Regions from separate parts of the Homo sapiens genome. Here region 2 is linked to region 1. Evidence: read pairs that join two places in POLR2A ChIA-PET (ENCODE). Cell type or tissue: MCF 10A. All regions are shown on one strand. Each heading gives the region's core, and the rest is flanking DNA. Links, peaks and the distances in the headings are about the cores only. Region 1 overlaps LHFPL2 (LHFPL tetraspan subfamily member 2). Region 2 has its middle 32 kb from the start of SCAMP1-AS1.

The links. Peaks named below come from ENCODE experiments on the same cell type or tissue, not always from the same donor. Only the 100,000 strongest peaks of a DNase experiment are listed, where the experiment ranks them.
Region 2: POLR2A ChIA-PET joins it to region 1 with 7 read pairs; 3 of 35 experiments call an interaction of 5 or more read pairs at or near these places.

The regions. Positions count from the first base shown.
Region 1 is chr5:78,514,649-78,523,168 of GRCh38, reverse strand. All of the region lies in intron 3 of LHFPL2 (LHFPL tetraspan subfamily member 2), which reads left to right. Among named protein-coding and RNA genes, the nearest start is that of LHFPL2, 130 kb to the left of the region's middle. RefSeq lists a silencer at 1,309-1,603. In MCF 10A, for the core only: no CTCF peak of the experiment used is centred there; a DNase peak (open chromatin) is centred at 4,498.
Region 2 is chr5:78,324,151-78,332,670 of GRCh38, reverse strand. No RefSeq gene overlaps it. Among named protein-coding and RNA genes, the nearest start is that of SCAMP1-AS1, 32 kb to the left of the region's middle. RefSeq lists a cis regulatory region at 3,737-3,747 and an enhancer at 3,670-3,814. In MCF 10A, for the core only: no CTCF peak of the experiment used is centred there; a DNase peak (open chromatin) is centred at 4,650.

The DNA.
Region 1 (8,520 bases), core at 2,987-5,486:
CCCTTCATTTTCCATTTTTACTTGCAGAAATACACACACACACACACACACACACACCACAGACACACACACGTGCACACGCCAGAAAAGGGTTATCAGCCACTTCTGTCTTGCTGAGAACATAAGCAGTGTCAGCATGGTCCACCCTTCTTGACTTCTATTAAGAAGTGTTTTTATGCGACCATCTGGGGTTATACAACAGATGCAGAAAAACGTCAACCTTTTCTCCCCCCTCAGCTACAACTCTCCCATTTGAATTAACCGTCTGTTTACTTCCCAGATATCATATCCCTGATAAAACCTTATCTTGGTTTTCTCAAGATTCTCACCCCTCAGTCCTGCCCTACCCACATCAGGGCACTGAGTTCTCAATGACCTAGTTATGGTCTTCAGTGGCTCAGGTCTTTATTATATCTGTGTATTTCCTGATTCCAGTGTTAATAAGTTTCCGGAGGGCAGTAAGAGTATCTTCAGGTCTCCTTCCCTGCCTTCCCTCTCCACCCCCATTGTCCAGTACTTCAACCTTGGACAATTGGTTGTGAACAAGGGTTGGTTCTAGAGGTGTCTGAATTGCCTTACCACTTTAGAACTTCAGTGCTTGGTTCAATAAAAGTTGGCTGTTAGTAATCACAGTGATAAACAAGTGTCAGCAAACGTATATTAACGTGAATTCTTTGGTTTGGGAGGTCAGCAATGTGAGAGACTCCTTTTTAAAATTTTTTTTTTATTTTGAGACAAGAGTCTCACTCTGTCACCCAGGCTGAAGCGCAATGCGTGATCTCGGCTCACTGCAACCTCAGCCTCCTGGGTTTAAGTGATTCTCATGCCTCAGCCTCCTGAGTAGCTGAGACTACAGGTGCCCGCCACCATGCCTGGCTAAATTTTTGTTTTTTTTAGTAGAGACAGGGTTTTGCCATGTTGGTCAGGCTGGTCTCAAACTCCTGAGCTCAGGTGATCCACCCGCCTGGGCCTCCCTAGATTACAGCTGTGAGCCAACATGCCTGGCCAATGTGACTCCTTTTTAAGTGCTTTAGTTTTAGCTGATGTTTAATGAGTATTATTTTCAAGAAGCATGAGTTTTGGTGAGAAGAGAGGAAAAAGCAAATATTCTGGGTTCTGGGAAAAATTATTTTTGCAGAATTGATGCAGCTTTACCTATTACCTCAGAAATCCATCAGGTCTGTTAAGAGCCTGGGCCCTTGGTTTCCTGGGGTGGGAGTAGGGGTCGTATCTGCACACAGCATAGGGTTATTGCTCTCCTCCGCATAGCCAGCCGTAGAAGGTCTGCATTTTCATTCCTGCCCATATCACAAAGGCCTGAGATGGTTCAGCACTTCCTTTTATGAATGCCCATCTCTGCTAAATGGCAGATTGGAGCAAAAGTCAGGAAATTAGGAGGAGTGAAAGTGGACGTGTTTGGGTCATTCTTGTTGTTGACATAGCTTTATTCTCACAACCCAAGCTTTCAGCCCACCTGTCAATTTAGGATGTGCGTGGCTGACTGCCAAGTAATTTATCTTATCAGAACCTCTCACCCCTGACCTTTGCTATTGGTGATTATCATGCTAATCAGCTCAGTTTTACTGAACCTTATAAAATATTGCCTTTAACAGCATGGGAGGCAAAATTTTTTTAAAAAAATTTAAATCTATCCATGGTGTTGTTGATAATGCCAAATAAAATTGCAAATCACTTTAAATTAATGTCATCTCAGTAGCTTAATCACCAGACTATTGGGTTGGAGTATTAGATTTTAAAACATCATTTGAATCATTTAGTTGATAACAAAACAAGACATTTTATTAGATCATTAATAAAAATACTCATCAGAAATTGCCCCTGGATAGATGTAAATCTGCCTTCTAGGGCCATTTATAACTGATGAGAGAATTGTACTGCTTGATTTTAATAATTTACTGAGGAATGGAGGATAAATAGCACACGTTAATTTTATAGGACTGTTTCATACAGTTTATGTTTTGAAATGAAAGGGATATGACTTCTGACTCTTGCCTGAAGCTAAGTCACTTAAAAAGGAGTCTCCCATAGTGCTGGCTTTTCAGCTTTAGAATTCCAATTGATATGTATGTGTTAATCAGTTGGCACCTTTCTTGACATATATAAGAAAGCAAAATAGAAATCCTTTTAAAAACGGTTAAGACTTTGTATTCTGCCATGTCTTTCGGCATACAGCTATCAAATTGTTCGTGATTCCAAGCATTTTAGTTGTCTGAAACAGGAAGGAAAAGTATATAAGAAAGGAACGGTCAGTGATTTTTCAGAACTGAGTAAGGGTCCTTTAATGGCAGGGTCCATCTCTGCGGCCCGGGGCAGGGGGGCCTCATTTGTAGCAGTTAGCAGTTAGCCGAAAGACCGTAGTGGGAAATGCTCTACCGTTTTCCCAAGAGTAGAAGTCAGAGTTAGGTTCTCCCACCCCAGGAAAAAAAACATATGAGCAGAAGAGGGAGCCAGGCCAGCTCCCACCCTTGGCCAGGGCCATTGTGTAGTGCCCACGGGTGTGCCCTGGCCATGGCTGCTCAGCTCTCCATCAGCCACGGCTGTCCGTTGCCATTCCTGGTAACCTGTGGGGTCTCCCCGTCTCCCTTCCAACCAGAGACCTCCCTCTCCAGAGGAGCAGGTCCTATGGAGCCATCTGCTCTAGAAGGAGCCTCTAGTCTGGGAGAAGGTAGAAGAGGTGGTCATATGCTTGAAGTGACTGACTTTTGGAGCTGAAAGTGACAGTGGTGATCTGCAAGTCCAGCGCCTTCACTTTGGGCCTGAGACATTGAAGCCAGAGTAGGCAGTGGAGCTGTGCGAGGTCACACATCCATTAGCCGAGAGCCTGGGTCGGGACCCGTGTTTTCCTGCCTGCCTGCCTAGTGGGTCTTTTTCCCTTGCCTATGACTTTGCCATTGGACAAATTTCCTTCTACAGAGAGTGAGGATGATAATAGAAGGTGCTTTTGTGGCCTTGGGGAGATAAGCGGCAGAAACATAAATGTTGACCTATATGATGGTAATAGTAATGATTCCTACTATGTCTTGGTACCTACGATTATACCTGGCTCTCCGTGCACAGTTTTTGTGTTCCACCCAAAAAGCGTGGCAGCGACTTTCCTTACCCCCACTTTAGAGATGAGGAAACTGTCCTTAGAGAGGTGACGTTTATTGCCCAAAGACACAGAGCTAGTTAATGCTAGAGCGTGGTTTATAGCATTGAAGCAGTTCCAGCTCTGTGTTACATCCTTTCCACCACACAACTCCTTTTACATGGGGAAATTAGTATTTGAAGGAAAGGCTAATTACCTACATGCCAGATGGGCTCCAGAACCGGAAGATCTAAGTGGCAAAAGGAGTGCCTGAGACACAAAGCCAGAAGTGGTCGCATTTATGCCGGGTCAAGGGACGGGGAGGCTGGATCCTGTTGCAGGGGCATAGTCCACATGGATGGAGTGCTGGCCATGTGCTAAGTGCTGTTCTAAGCTTGATACTTACTTTAACTTAATTGATCCTCACAACATCCCTATGCGGTAGGCTATTACTCCATTTTACGGACACAGGAACTGAGGAACACGGGCCCAATTTCACCTAAGGTCACTACTGAGGACCAGGGTTCAGATTAAGTGTCTGCCTCCAGACTGAATCATTCTTACATGGTGCCTTTCTGGATGAGCTCATTGCCCTGGACGGGTGGAGGTGAGGGGTTTTGTCCTGTGTACCCTTCCTGAAGCCTGACAGATCCCGCCCCAGAGGCAGATTCTGGCTGTTGCCATGTTATACTGGAACCCAGAATTATCAGCCACCCACTTGTAGGGTACAGAGAAAAGGAACTGCTCTGCAGTGATCAGGGCTGTGAGAAATGGTTTACTGTGATGAGGTCTGTCCTAACCACCTCAAAGAAGTATCTGTCAGCACCCCAGGGACATGCTCCTTTTTATCACCTAACCAAAATCCAGTCTAGTTTTTCTTCTGTGGATTCCCCCAGGCTCTCTTGCCTCGCGTCTCTCTCTTACGGAGGGCTGTGTGGGTTCTCAGTGGTCATCTTCTCCAGCCTGGCTCATGTTGGGGAGCAAGGTAGCTGGAGCTCCTGGGAGTCCATAGCACTGGGCATAGAATGGGACAGACTTCCCCTGTCCACGTTGCTTAGCAGCCCATACAGGTGAGCACCTGGGGAACAGGGAGTTGGGAAGCATCTCTTATAGAAATGAACCTAAAGCCATTTCTGCCTCAGCCTTTTGCTTTGTTTTTAAGTGGCCTGGTTTCCTCACTGCTTCTGGGACATCCAGCTGAACTTTATCTCTGTTTACTATGCCTCACTATTGTTAGAAGCTACAATAATAAGTCCCTCTTCCCAGAAAGAGGACACTGGATCATATGAACAAGTACAAGAGTTCAGACTTTTTAAAAAGGGGTTTTTCTGTGACCATCTTGAACTTTGAGCGTGCAGTGACTTCATCTAGGCTGCAGCGAGGAACACTCACTGGGCCACCTCCTCCCAGCTGGCACATTCCTGAGTCATTACACCGGCTCAGTCCTGCAGGCCAGGCTGCTGCCCAGAGTTGAAGGATCGTTCTGTATTCAAAAGTACCTATGGCTACTGGCAGCTGCGCGTGGAGCTCACGTTCCCCTGAGGAGTGTGCATCCCTTTGGAAGCTGCACTGAAGCCCATCTGTTTTCAAAGCGTAATATGAATCCTAAATATTTGGGGATTTCCTCTAGTTAATAAATGGAGAAAGTATAAACCTTTCTACAGTTTTGAATGTGGCATTCTCACTAGGGAAAGTTGGAAAACGCTGCGTACCTTGATCCCTGACCGCAGGTGATCTGCCCGCCTCGGCCTCCCAAAGTGTTGGGATTATAGGTGTGAGCCACTGTACCCAGCCTGTTACTTTTCTTAGTTAAAACTCTCTTATTATCCTGAGAAGACACAAGAGGTTCACTTTAAGACTTATATTTTGCCCAGTATCACAGAATTCATTATAAACTTGAGAAACACCTTTCATTTAAAATTCCTATAAAGCAGTGGCATTAAAAGGCAACTCCTGAAATTCAAGTTTTAATTTCATGTAAAACTGAAAATGCTTTTGACCCTATGGTCTGTACAGGCATAGGCATATGGCCCCGGCTTATGGCATCTGGGCTACATCAGATTTTAATGTCTACCTTAGAGGTTGGTTTATTCAGCCCCTCCTGCCTGTCGGACAGACACACAAAGAAAGACTTGCCCCCTAAAGAGCTTTTAGATGAGGACATTTGTAGAAATAGAGGGAAAACAAACATAAAATACGCAAGTGGGCTTTAGAAGAGAAGGAATCATTTAGAAAATAGGACCAGACAAGTGGACCTTCCGTCTCTGGCTATAGATGCTGGTATGGTTTGGCTGTGTCCCCACCCAAATCTCATTTGAATTGTAGCTCCCATAATCCCCACATGTCATGGGAGGGACCCAATGGGAGGTAATTGAATCATGGGGGCGAGTTTTTCCCATGCTGTTCTCATGATAGTCAGTAGTCTCACGAGATCTGATGGTTTTATAAAGGGCAGTTCCCCTGCACATGCTTCCTTGCCTGCTGCCATGTAAGGTGTACCTTTGCTCCTCATTCACCTTCTTCCATGATTGTGAGGTCTCCCCAGCCATGTGGAACTGTGAGTCCATTAAACCTCTTTCCTTTATAAATTACCCAGTTTCGGGTATGTCTTTATTAGCAGCATGAGAACAGACTAATACAGATGCCTCAGGATGGGAGGGTGAAAATGGCCTCTAGAAATGAGTGGCCAGAGGTAGATTAATTGGATACAGGAGGAGTTGGAGTTGGCATCAAGAAAGAAACCTATGACTGGCCAGGATGGGTGTATTAAACAACAAACTTGGCAGTGAGCATGGGGGTCAAAAGAGCTCAGTGGGGGATCCCATGCCCAGAGAAAAAGAGACTTGTTCAGGTGTGTTTGGAGGGAGGGGCTGCGAGGCAGCTGAGAATGTCAACAGTTTCAAGGGGAAAAGAAGCATGTTTAAGAGGGGTCAGGTAAGAATCAGAATGCCTGAAAATCTTATAGGTCTACCTTGTAGGGTCCTTGAGATTCCCTGAGATTTGGGGTGGCCAAGGCCACCTGAGTACCTCCTGAGTGACCAGCCCAACTCTGGAGGAGAGGAGTTTGAGAGAAGCAGAAGCCTGTGTGGCCAACCATGCAGTTTTCTGAACCCATGTCCAGGCCCCTCAGGTGTAGGTGAAGAAAGGTAACAGTAATGAATGGGGAGCCCCATTTTGCCATTCGCAGAATAGAGATTTATGAAAACAGAAGTTAACTTTAGCGTGTGATGCAGAGACCACCCAGGACCCCAGGAAAGACAGGCTCAAGGGCACAAGGTTCTGAGTCAGTCTGCCCTGGCTTCGGGGGCCCCAGTCCCTATCATCCTGTCATCTTGGACATCCAAACTAGCATGGCCTTTTTTAAAAATGGAGAAAAACAACTAAAAATATATTTAATTTAGTAAATATCATGAATGCGCAGATTATAGACATACGCATCAGAATAGACCTTTTAAAAATAGATCTTAAAAATCATCTCAAGTTGCTCCTATACATTCAAAATTGCCCTCTGTGAGAAGCCCCCAGAGCAGGGTTTCTCAACATTGACGATACTGACATTTGGGGCCAGGTAATTTTTGTTTGACAGCGCCCCTGTCCACCAGATACCAGTAGCACACACCCCTACCCCCACAGCTGTGACAGCCCCAAATGCCTTCAGACATTGCCAAACGTCCCCTGCAAAGTTGGTGTGGGGACAGAATTGCCCCTAATTGGGAACCATAGCTTCAGAGTTTTCCCAGAAGTCAGAGATGGGATGGAGAAGAGGAGTCGATCAGAAGTTGAGCCAAGGAAATTGGCAAAAGCAGGAGGTCTTGAGCATGTTTAGACGTACCCTAAAGAATAATAGAATTGTTAGTGCATTTGGGTCCTCTTAAATATAATCAAGATGTCTGTATTTCTGTAGTGAATGTGTTTTACGGGGTGGCCAGAATGAGAGTTTCAAAACCTCCTTTGGTACATTTTTTTTTAAGTCATGCAAAGTCCTGTACTTTTTGTGCCAACACTATCCTTCCAGTTCTTAAGGCTCCTTTTGTCTTCTGAAGAGAAGGACCTGAATGTTTGGGCAGATCGTTTCATGCTGTACGAGGATTATCAGACAACAGATGAGCTGGGAGAACAGCTGGTTTCCCTACAGTCACTGGGCCCTGTGACCTGGGAGGCATCATGAGCTGTGCAGGGGACAGGTGGTCTGGCTGCTGGGTCTGTCCTGACTGAGCCAGGCCACATTCCTCCTGCCTCTGCCCTTCAGCCTCCCCTCCCCAATACCAAGGAACTGACCTTTTCCACGCTGCCTCACAGTGGCCTTTCTGTGAAAGGCTCTCCTAGGAACTTGTTAGAAATGCAGATTCTGGCACCATCCAAAAAGTTTGATTCAGTGGTTGGTTGGGGACCAGGAATGTACTTTTTAAAACAGGTAGCTGTCATTCTCCTCTGGGAGATGGTCCAGGAACCCACACTTTAAGAAGCAACACTCTGGAGGGTCTTTCCAACTCTTGGAAGGCAAAAGCACATACATTCTAATTCTCTTAATCCTCCCATCCTTGCAGAAGAAACGGGGATGGAGGCCATATTGCTGACCCTTGTGGGATTCATGTGTCTGAGGGAGATTGCAAGAGTGAAAACAGAGATCGGCCAAGCATCTACCAGTCTAGCCTTTAGATGTAACTTCCAGTTTCTCTGAAATAGAGGATAGAGAACAAGTTGAAATGAAATCATGAGGAAATCGACAAATCCAGATTGTCAAGTATTTTGTAGGACAACTAGCCCAGTATCTTCAAATAGTCAATGTCGGGGAAAATAATTGGGATGGGGTGGAATAGGTTGGGTGGGAAGACTATTCTTGACTAAAAGAACCTAATCAAATGCAATGCATGAGCTGTGATTGAGTCATGGTTTTAAGAAAACAGCTATTAAAAACAGGGCAGGGGTAGGGAAATTTGAGTAGGAACTAGGCTTTGGATATAAGGGGATTATTGTCCATTCTCTTGGGTGTGCTAATCTTGTTGTGGTTATATAGGAAAATGTTCTTATTTTTAGGAGGTGTATGCTAAAGTATTTAGGGGTGAAGTGTCAGAACATCTGCAACTCATTTTCAGATAGTTCAGAAAATGTGTGAGTGTGTATGCTATAAATTGATGGAACAAATACGGGAAAATGTTAACAAATGTTGAATCTGGGTGTTGGGTATGTGGGTGATCATTGTCTGTTCTTGCCAACTTTATGTTTGAAAACGTTCATAAAAAAGTTGAAAAACAGAACCAGGGTGAGTAAGCAAGGTAGTGTTCTTCAAAACATTGTTTGTCCTGGCATCATTCTTTGGGTGTGCTGTTCCCATCAGGGTGGGGAGTGAGAGCTTTTTGATGCAACCTTGATTGACATCCTTCAGGTTTCCCTCATTCTTTCCAGGTAGATGTGAACTTTGCTCCTGAGTT
Region 2 (8,520 bases), core at 3,690-6,189, 190 kb after region 1:
AATCACTTGAACCCAGGAGGCAGAGGTTGCAGTGAGCTGAGATCATGCCATTGCACTCCAGCCTGGGTGACAGGGCAAGACTCCATCTCAAAAAATAAATAAATAAATAAATAAAAATCTTTCTCTTTTCTCATTTTTCCATTATTTTTTCCTTGCAGATTCATTTATTTCTAGCTTTTTTTTTTCTTTTTTTTTTAGATGGAGTCTTGCTCTGTCACCCAGGCTGGAGTGTAATGGCATGATCTCCACTCACCACAACCTCCACTTTCTGGGTTCGAGTGATTCTCCTGCCTCAGCTTCCCGAGTAGCTGGGATTACAGGCATGTGCCACCACATCTGCCTAATTTTTTTAGTAGAGAGGGGTTTCCCCATGTTGGCCAGGCTGGTTTCAAACTCCTGACCTTCGTGATCCACCCTCTTTGGCCTCCCAAAGTGCTGGTATTACAGGCGTGAGCCACCATGCCCGGCCTTATTTCTAGCTATTTTTAACCAGTATCTTTCTCTTAAGTAAATGTGCACTTTTTTCTGATTTTCTTTTAAATATTCATCTCTGTAGAAACCTCACTAAAATTAAACATAATTAGTTTAAATGCAACCTCTGTGTAACATTATTTGCTAGAGTGAGAGATTCCTGGAGAACCATCCACTCCAATACTGTCTAGATGGAAAACTGACTCTCAGATTGGCTTTCTATCCTCCACTCCTCACAGACATTCTACAAGCAGTGCTGTGGCTTCTGTCTCCCTCCCCTCTCTCATAGCCTCCCCCTTACACACCCAGTACCACTGCCCTCCTTCAGTGAACTGCCATTCTTGCAAATGTGCTCTCCTCTTGTCCAGTCTCTGTGCTCTCTCACAGCTGCAAGATGAAGTTTTTCAAAAGCTAATCTGGCCTTTTTGCAGCCTTGTTTTAAAATCCTTGAATAGCTCTCCATTATCTACAGGGTAAAGTCCAAGCAACTGGTACAATAAGTCCTTTATTATGGGACACCTATCTATTTCTCTAATCCCCATTAGTCTTGAAATCACCCTCTCATCCCCTGTATTCAGCAATTTCAGTCCCCCTATAACACACTGGCACTGTGCAATTAACAGATCTAGGTCTTTGCTTGTATTTTTCCCTCTGCCAACCACCAATCAATTCATATTTTAAGTTTAGTTTTAGGCTGGGCGTGGTGGCTTATGCCTGTAATCCCAGCCCTTTGGGAGCTCAAGGCAGGCAGATCACCTAAGGGCCAGGAGTTGGGGACCAGGCTGGCCAACACGGTTAAACCCCGTCTCTACTAAAAATACAAAAATTAGCCAGGTGTGGTGGCACACACCTGTAATCCCAGCTACTTGGGAGACTGAGGCAGGAGAATCACTTGAACCCAGGAGGTGGAGGTTGCAGTGAGCCAAGATCGTGCCACTGCACTCCAGCCTGGGTGACAGAGTAAGACCGTTTCTCAAAAAAAAAAAAAAAAGATAGTTTCAAACGAATGTATGAAGGATGTTTCATCTCACCAGAAGTAAGGGAAGTAGAAACTAAAACAATACATTTTCCACTATCTGACCATCAAAATGTTCAACAATTGACAACATTCTCACCGGGTAAAAGTGTAGAGAAACAGGCACTCTTCTACCAAATTGGTGGAAGTACATATCGCTACATGGGTTTTGGAGGACAGTGTGACAGCATTTATCATAATTTTAATTTAATAATTCCACTCAGGTATATAGTCTACAGACATACACATGTACATAAATATGTCTGTAGGTATTCATTTCAGTATTTATAATAGTGCAAATTTGGGAGAAAATTCTAAATTTTTATCCATAGGGAATTGGCTAAAAAAAAAAAAAGATATTTCCAACTCCTGGATTTTGATATAGAAGAACTGTAATGAAACAATCCCTATGATAAACTGTGAAGTGAAATAAAAAACTGAAAACAGTATTTATTTTATGGTTTGTATATAATTAATATGAATATATATACATAAATACACAAAGGCATATATATATGAACACAGGTAGATATACAGAAAAAGTTCTGCACACATACAAAGTGTTAAAAGTACTACCTCGAAGTAGAAGAATAACGGGAGCAGGGTAAAGAAAGACTTCCACTATTTATATACTTCTGTATTTCAATATTTTACATAATTAAGATGCATTCATACATAACTGGTTAAGAAAATATGTACACCTTTTATTATTATTATTATTATGTTTGAGACGGAGTCTCGCTCTGTCACCCAGGCTGGAGTGCAATGGTGTGATCTCAGCTCACTGCAATCTCCGCCTCCTGGGTTCAAGTGATTCTCCTGCCTCAGCCTCCTGAGTAGCTGGGATTACAGGCACGCACCACCACACCCAGCTAATTTTTGTATTTTTAGTAGAGACAGGGTTTCACCACGTTGGCCAGGCTGGTCTCGAACTCCTGACCTCAAGTGATCTGCCCGCCTCAGCCTCCCAAAGTGCAGGGGTTACAGGCTATACACCACTTTTTAAAGTTTTGAGCAAGGTTTAGCCCAATCAGAAGTGAGAGAAGGGTGTTGTAGGAAGCGGGAACAGAATGAATAAAGGAGACAAAAGAACAAAGCTCCAGCACTTCCTCCTCTGCAGAGCTTCCTCCCCATGCTCGTCCATTCGTCCATTCCTCCATTCACTGCTACTGCCCTGGGCCCCACCAAATCCTGTAGGTACTCCTAACGCAGAAGCTATAACAATTAATGGCACTTATCTATTTACAAATATGACTCCTCCAACCAGACTGTAAGCTACTTGTAACCCTAGCTCCTAGGACACTGCCATGGAAAGAAAAGGCGGGCATCCGGGAAATTGATAAATGAGCAAATAAATTAATGGATGTATAGTAGATGGATGGATATAGAGTCTTCATTAGAAAAGTTTGGTTGTTAAAGTGCAAAATAATTCCAATATACAGCACTTTTCCCCCCTTGTGTTGGGGGTAACGATAAATAGCACAGTTTTCAATGACTTGGTGGTCAAAAATATTCTGGGCTAACACCAGCCTAAACCTCTGTAATATTTAGTCACATGAATTCAAAAGGAGCGACACTCTAATGAAGACTCAAATATGACATTAAACACAAGCACTGATGACATACTAAAACAAAGTATGGACTTGTGAATTCATGTAGCCTTTAATGTGCTTTTTACATCATTTATTGCTGCTTCCACCACTCCATTATACGGAGAACGACTCTCTAAATTGCACTTACATGTTCTCAAAGCTATACTGAAATTGTAGTACAAATGCTTTAATATTAAACATCTGAAATTTTATTTTCCGAAAGTGTTTTTTGCTCACTTAATTAGTTTAACCAATGAGGCTAATTACCACTTGGTTTTCATTATAATTTTGATAATTATTGTCCTGAAGTTTTCCTCCCAGGCACATAGTATGTGCTGGTTTCATTATTCATTTCCTAATACCCCTTGAGATAAATTTACAAATGATTTACATCTGGAAATCCTTTATGTACTTTTTAACAAGTGATAGTTTTTTAACCCCTAAACCTCAAGAAAACCACCTCAGAAAGATCTTTACTGGCTACACGCTGTGCTTCTCTAAGAGCTATTGTCACCACAATAGGGTAAGTATTTCACATGCTATTAAGTGAAAAAACAGACATAGGATTTGTATGTTAAAATAGTCCCACCTCTCTTCTAATTGTGAAAACTTTGTTGTGTGGGAAGATGGTATTTTAAGGAGTTATGTTGTAGTCAAGATGAGTCAGCATGTTTTGGTTGTTACCATTTATGGGGCAACTGTGAGTCCAGGCAGTGGCTTGTCGCCTCGCTTGGTGCTTTCTCTGGGAGTATTCAGGCAACTGGGAAGATTAAATTCAAATACTACTTTGTTCACAAGAGAATTACCTCCATTTGAAAGCTGTTCACTGATTTTGAATGTTAGGTATTTGTGTTAGGAGTGATTTTGGGGAAATTTCCCCCTAGTGTGAGCTCCAGGGTGGACACGGCGGGTGGAATGGGTTAGGAACAGTTTGGTCAGCTCAAGGGCCAGTCTCAAAGGGGCTCAGGACCCAACTATATTGTGTATGTATACAAATTCTTTGTAAAGATTTTAATTTTGTTGGCCCTTTGGAGAAAGGGGAGGCCGGAAAAAGTGTTTTCACTCTAGGCAGTAGGAACTGGCTCTTGGCAACACTGTGCAGTTCAAATCTTTCTTCTTCAGTAAGGTCTATCCCAATTATACTCCATCTTCATTACTTGATGATGCACTCTTGTGACATTTGAGACACGGGTGAAGGTGATAGCTTTGAATAAGAGGGAAGAAAGGAAAGATGAGTAAAAATATAGGTGACTTTGTTGTAGTCAAGATGAGTCAGCATGTTTTGGTTGTTACCATTTATGGGGCAACTGTGAGTCCAGGCAGTGGCTTGTCGCCTCGCTTGGTGCTTTCTCTGGGAGTATTCAGGCAACTGGGAAGACTAAATTCACCTATATTTTTACTCATCTTTCCTTTCTTCCCTCTTATTCAAAGCTATCACCTTCACCCATGTCTCAATTTTAGGAGGAAAGGTAGAAAGAGGGAGACTAGTTACGGGGCGGTGCAGTCATCCAGGTCAGGAGTTGGCAAACTATGGCCTGCTGGCCAAATCTGGCCCAATGCCTGTTTTTGTAAATCAAGATTTACTGGAACACAGCCACACCTATTCATTTAAGTAATGTCTGTGGCTGCTTCAGGCCTGCAAGAACAGAGTTGAGTGGTTGCAACAGAGACTCTATAGTCTGCAAAGCCTAAAATATTTACTATCTGGCCCTTTACAGATAAAACTTGCTCATCCAGATGAGTAACCCAGGTGAGAGAGGATGGCAAATTGTATTTGATTAGTAGTGGCAGTGGGGCGAGGAGTGATCAAATTCCAGACAAATGTTGTAAGTAAGGTCTACTGGATTTGCTAATGGATTGGACATGAAACACAAAGGAAGGAGAAGACACAAGAATGACTGAGGTTTTGGCCTGAGCAACTGGGAAGAATAGATTTTGTCATTTGCTACCATGGGAAAAGGCTGTGGAAAAAAGTTGGTTGAGGTAGTAGATAATAAAGTGTTTAGTTTTGTAAATGTTTGGGCATAAATTTGAGATGCCTATTTAGACACTTACATGGAGATATCAAATAGGTAGCTGGATATATAAGAGAAGATTTCAAGGGAGGTGTCAGGGCTAGAAATATCAATTTGAAAGTTGTCAGTTTATAGATGTTATTTAAAACCATGTGATGGAATGAGATAATTTAGTAATGGACTGCAATGACAGAAGAAGACTGAAGACTGAGCCTGAGGTACTTGGGAATTCAGATGTTGGGGATATAAGGAGGAACTAGGAAAGGAGACCAAGTAAGTAAGTGAGTCAGGTGAAAAACCAAGAGAGAGTGGTGAGCCAGATGCCAAGTGAAGAAAGCGTCAAAGAGGAAAGAGTGGTGAACTCTCTAAGTTGATCAGGGGGCTTATGGGTACAATAAAGATTTCATGGCCACTCTCAGGAGGATGGAGAAGGGGAAAGTCTAACACAGTCCTTGAAGTGGTCTTGGGACAGTGAGTCAGGCAATGCCAATGAAAGGTCGGGTAACCAAAGTGAGGTGAAGGGAGGTGACAGGTTTCAGGTGGGCATATCGCTTTGTCCTGCCAAAAGTGGTACAACCAGAGGAAGACCAGAGTGTGACCTTTTTCTCCAACTAAGGACAATACTCTGTTTTCATATATATTGGGGCTTATTTCCAGGCTTTCTGGTTTACTTTACTCATATTTTTCTTTTCATATTCTAGAACTATATTATTTTGGTTACTGTAACTATAAAATGTTTCAATATTTGGTAGAGCTAGACTCCCCTCACTACTCTTTCTTCTTCAGAGCAATGACCTCTTAATTTTAAAGATACTTTTAACATAATTAACATGTATTCTTAGCAGCTATGTAATTATTTCATTTGACTTTCACAGTAATTCTGGATGATAGGTATTATTACAATTCTTATGATGAAAAAACTGAACCTCAAAAAAGTTAAAAATTGTGTTCAGGCTGGGCATAGTGGCTCACGCTTGTTATCCCAAGCACTTTGGGGTACTGAGGCAGGCAGATTGCTTGAGCCCAGAAGTTCAAGACCAGCCTGGGCAATATGGTGAAACCCCGACTCTACAAAAAATACAAAAATTAGCCAGGAGCGCTGGTGCACGCCTGTAGTCCCAGCTATTAGGGATGCTGAAGTGGGAGGATCACTTGAGCCTCACTCAAGGCTGCAGTAAGCTTTGAGTGTGTCACTGTGCTTCAGCCTGGGTGACAGAGTGAGACCCTGTCTCAAAAACCAACAAAAAAAATTGTTTTCAGTCACCCTTCTAGTAAATGGCACATCTGACATTTCAACTAAAATCTGACTCCAAAGTCTACATGTTATAGTGATCTTCATAACTCAATTAGACGTCCCTTATTCCACTTCAGCATCTGTCATATTAGAAGTCTAGGGTTAGGAAATGTTTATAAAGGATATTATAAAGGACATGGGGTTCATGAACCCAAGAACAGTAAGGTATATTGTTCTGATAGTGTGAGTGAGAAGGAGCTGAGGGACATAATAAGTTCAAGTATATCCAGCAGAATATAAACTCCATGACGGTAAGATGTTGCCTGTCTTATTTACAATACTATCCCTGGTATCTCTACTAGAGCTCCACACATTTTTGGCATTCAGTAAATATTTGGAACAGAGAAAATTATGAGGTCTTATCCCTGTTATCCAGGAATTTATCATCTAGATGGGAGGCAAGATACAGACACCTACAAATTTAATTTATAATACAAGATAAAAATTTTTGTTCAAGGAACAAGAGAAAAATAGAATATGATAATGTTATAAATAAAAACATTAACTTGATAATTTACTGATATAGATTAAAAAAATGGTCCTTTGGGAGTTTTGTGTGTGTGTGTGTGTGTGTGTGTATTTTTTTTTTTTTTTTTGGAGACAAAGTCTCACTTTGTCACCAGGCTGGAGTGCAGTGGTGCAATCTCAGCTCACAGCAACCTCTGCCTCCCGGGTTCAAGTGATTCTCCTGCCTCAGCTTCTGGAGTAACTGGGACTACAGGCACACGCACTATGCCCAGCTAATTTTTGTACTATTAGTAGAGACAGGGTTTCATCATTTTGGCCAGGATGGTCTTGCTCTCTTGACCTCGTGCTCCGCCCGCCTCGGCCTCCCAAAGTGCTGGGATTACAGGCTTGAGCCACTGCGCACGGCCCCTTTGGGAGTTTTATGGAGGTGATGATTACTTCTGTTTGGGAAAATCATGGAAGATTGAATGGGGAAGTTGGGATTTGATCCAGGTATGAGAGGTCAGTAGGTTGGTATAAGTAGAGACATAGATCAATTGTATTTTAGCCAGGGTGAATGGCATACAACAAAGCATGAGGGTTAGGAAGGCCCAATGTATTCTGGAGAAAGTTACTAAATCAAAGTATTTTTTATCTTCAAGGGACTAAAAGGTTTGGAAAAAATGTTTAGTGTAGATAATTAAGAAGGTAGATTGGAGGCAAGATCAGCAATGATTCGCTTTGTGTGTAGTAGCTTATATATCCAATTTATCAAATATTATTAAGCTCCTACACTGTGCCCAGTGGGTAAGTTTCACCTTCATTTCATGTTTCACTTGACTTCTATAGTATTTGTTACTACTGATCTCTCTCCTTCTCTCTTGAACACTACCCTGGTAACTCCGTTGGTCTTGCTCTCCTTATTCTCCTCTTCCCTGCTGACAAGTTGGTTGTAGCTCCTTTCCTCGTCCCTCTGCCGACTCCTTAAGCCTCTTCTCTCTTTATTCTATCCTTCTTTGTGGTTGATCTCATCAGCGTGGATGACCTCACATTTTTTGCCAATGATTTCCAAATTTCTATCCCTATCTCAGACTTCAGTTCTGATCCTCAGATTATTATATCCTGCTGCCTCGGCGACATTTTATCTGAATGTCCCAATGGTGCCTCTAACTTAACATAATTAAAGTTTAACTCTTTCTCTCACCAACCTTTCTCTGCTTTGTGAATAACCTACTCTAGTTAAGGGTCACTCTCTATTCTGTTTCCCAAGTCAGAGGCAGGTGATTTATTCTCTGTGACTTCTTCACTCTCACCTTGGAATTGGTCATTAAATCCTATAACCTCCATATCCTATATATCTCACTAGTCTGACATCTTTTTTTTTAATCCTCATTACCACTGCCTTAATTCAAGATCTTATTTCCTCAGATCTGGATGTCATATTCCTCATTCTGGTTTCTCTGCTTCAAGTCTAACTTTTCCAAGTCACCTATAGTTTCAAATATCTTTTAAAAATAAATTCTGAGGCCCATCTCTGTGGCTCATGCCTGTAATCCCAGCACTTTGGGAGGCCAAGACAAGAGAATCACTTGAGCCCAGGAGTTCAAAACCAGCCTGGGCAACATAACAAGACCTCATCTCTACAAAATTAAGAAAAAAAATTAGCCAGGCATAGTGGCTCATGCC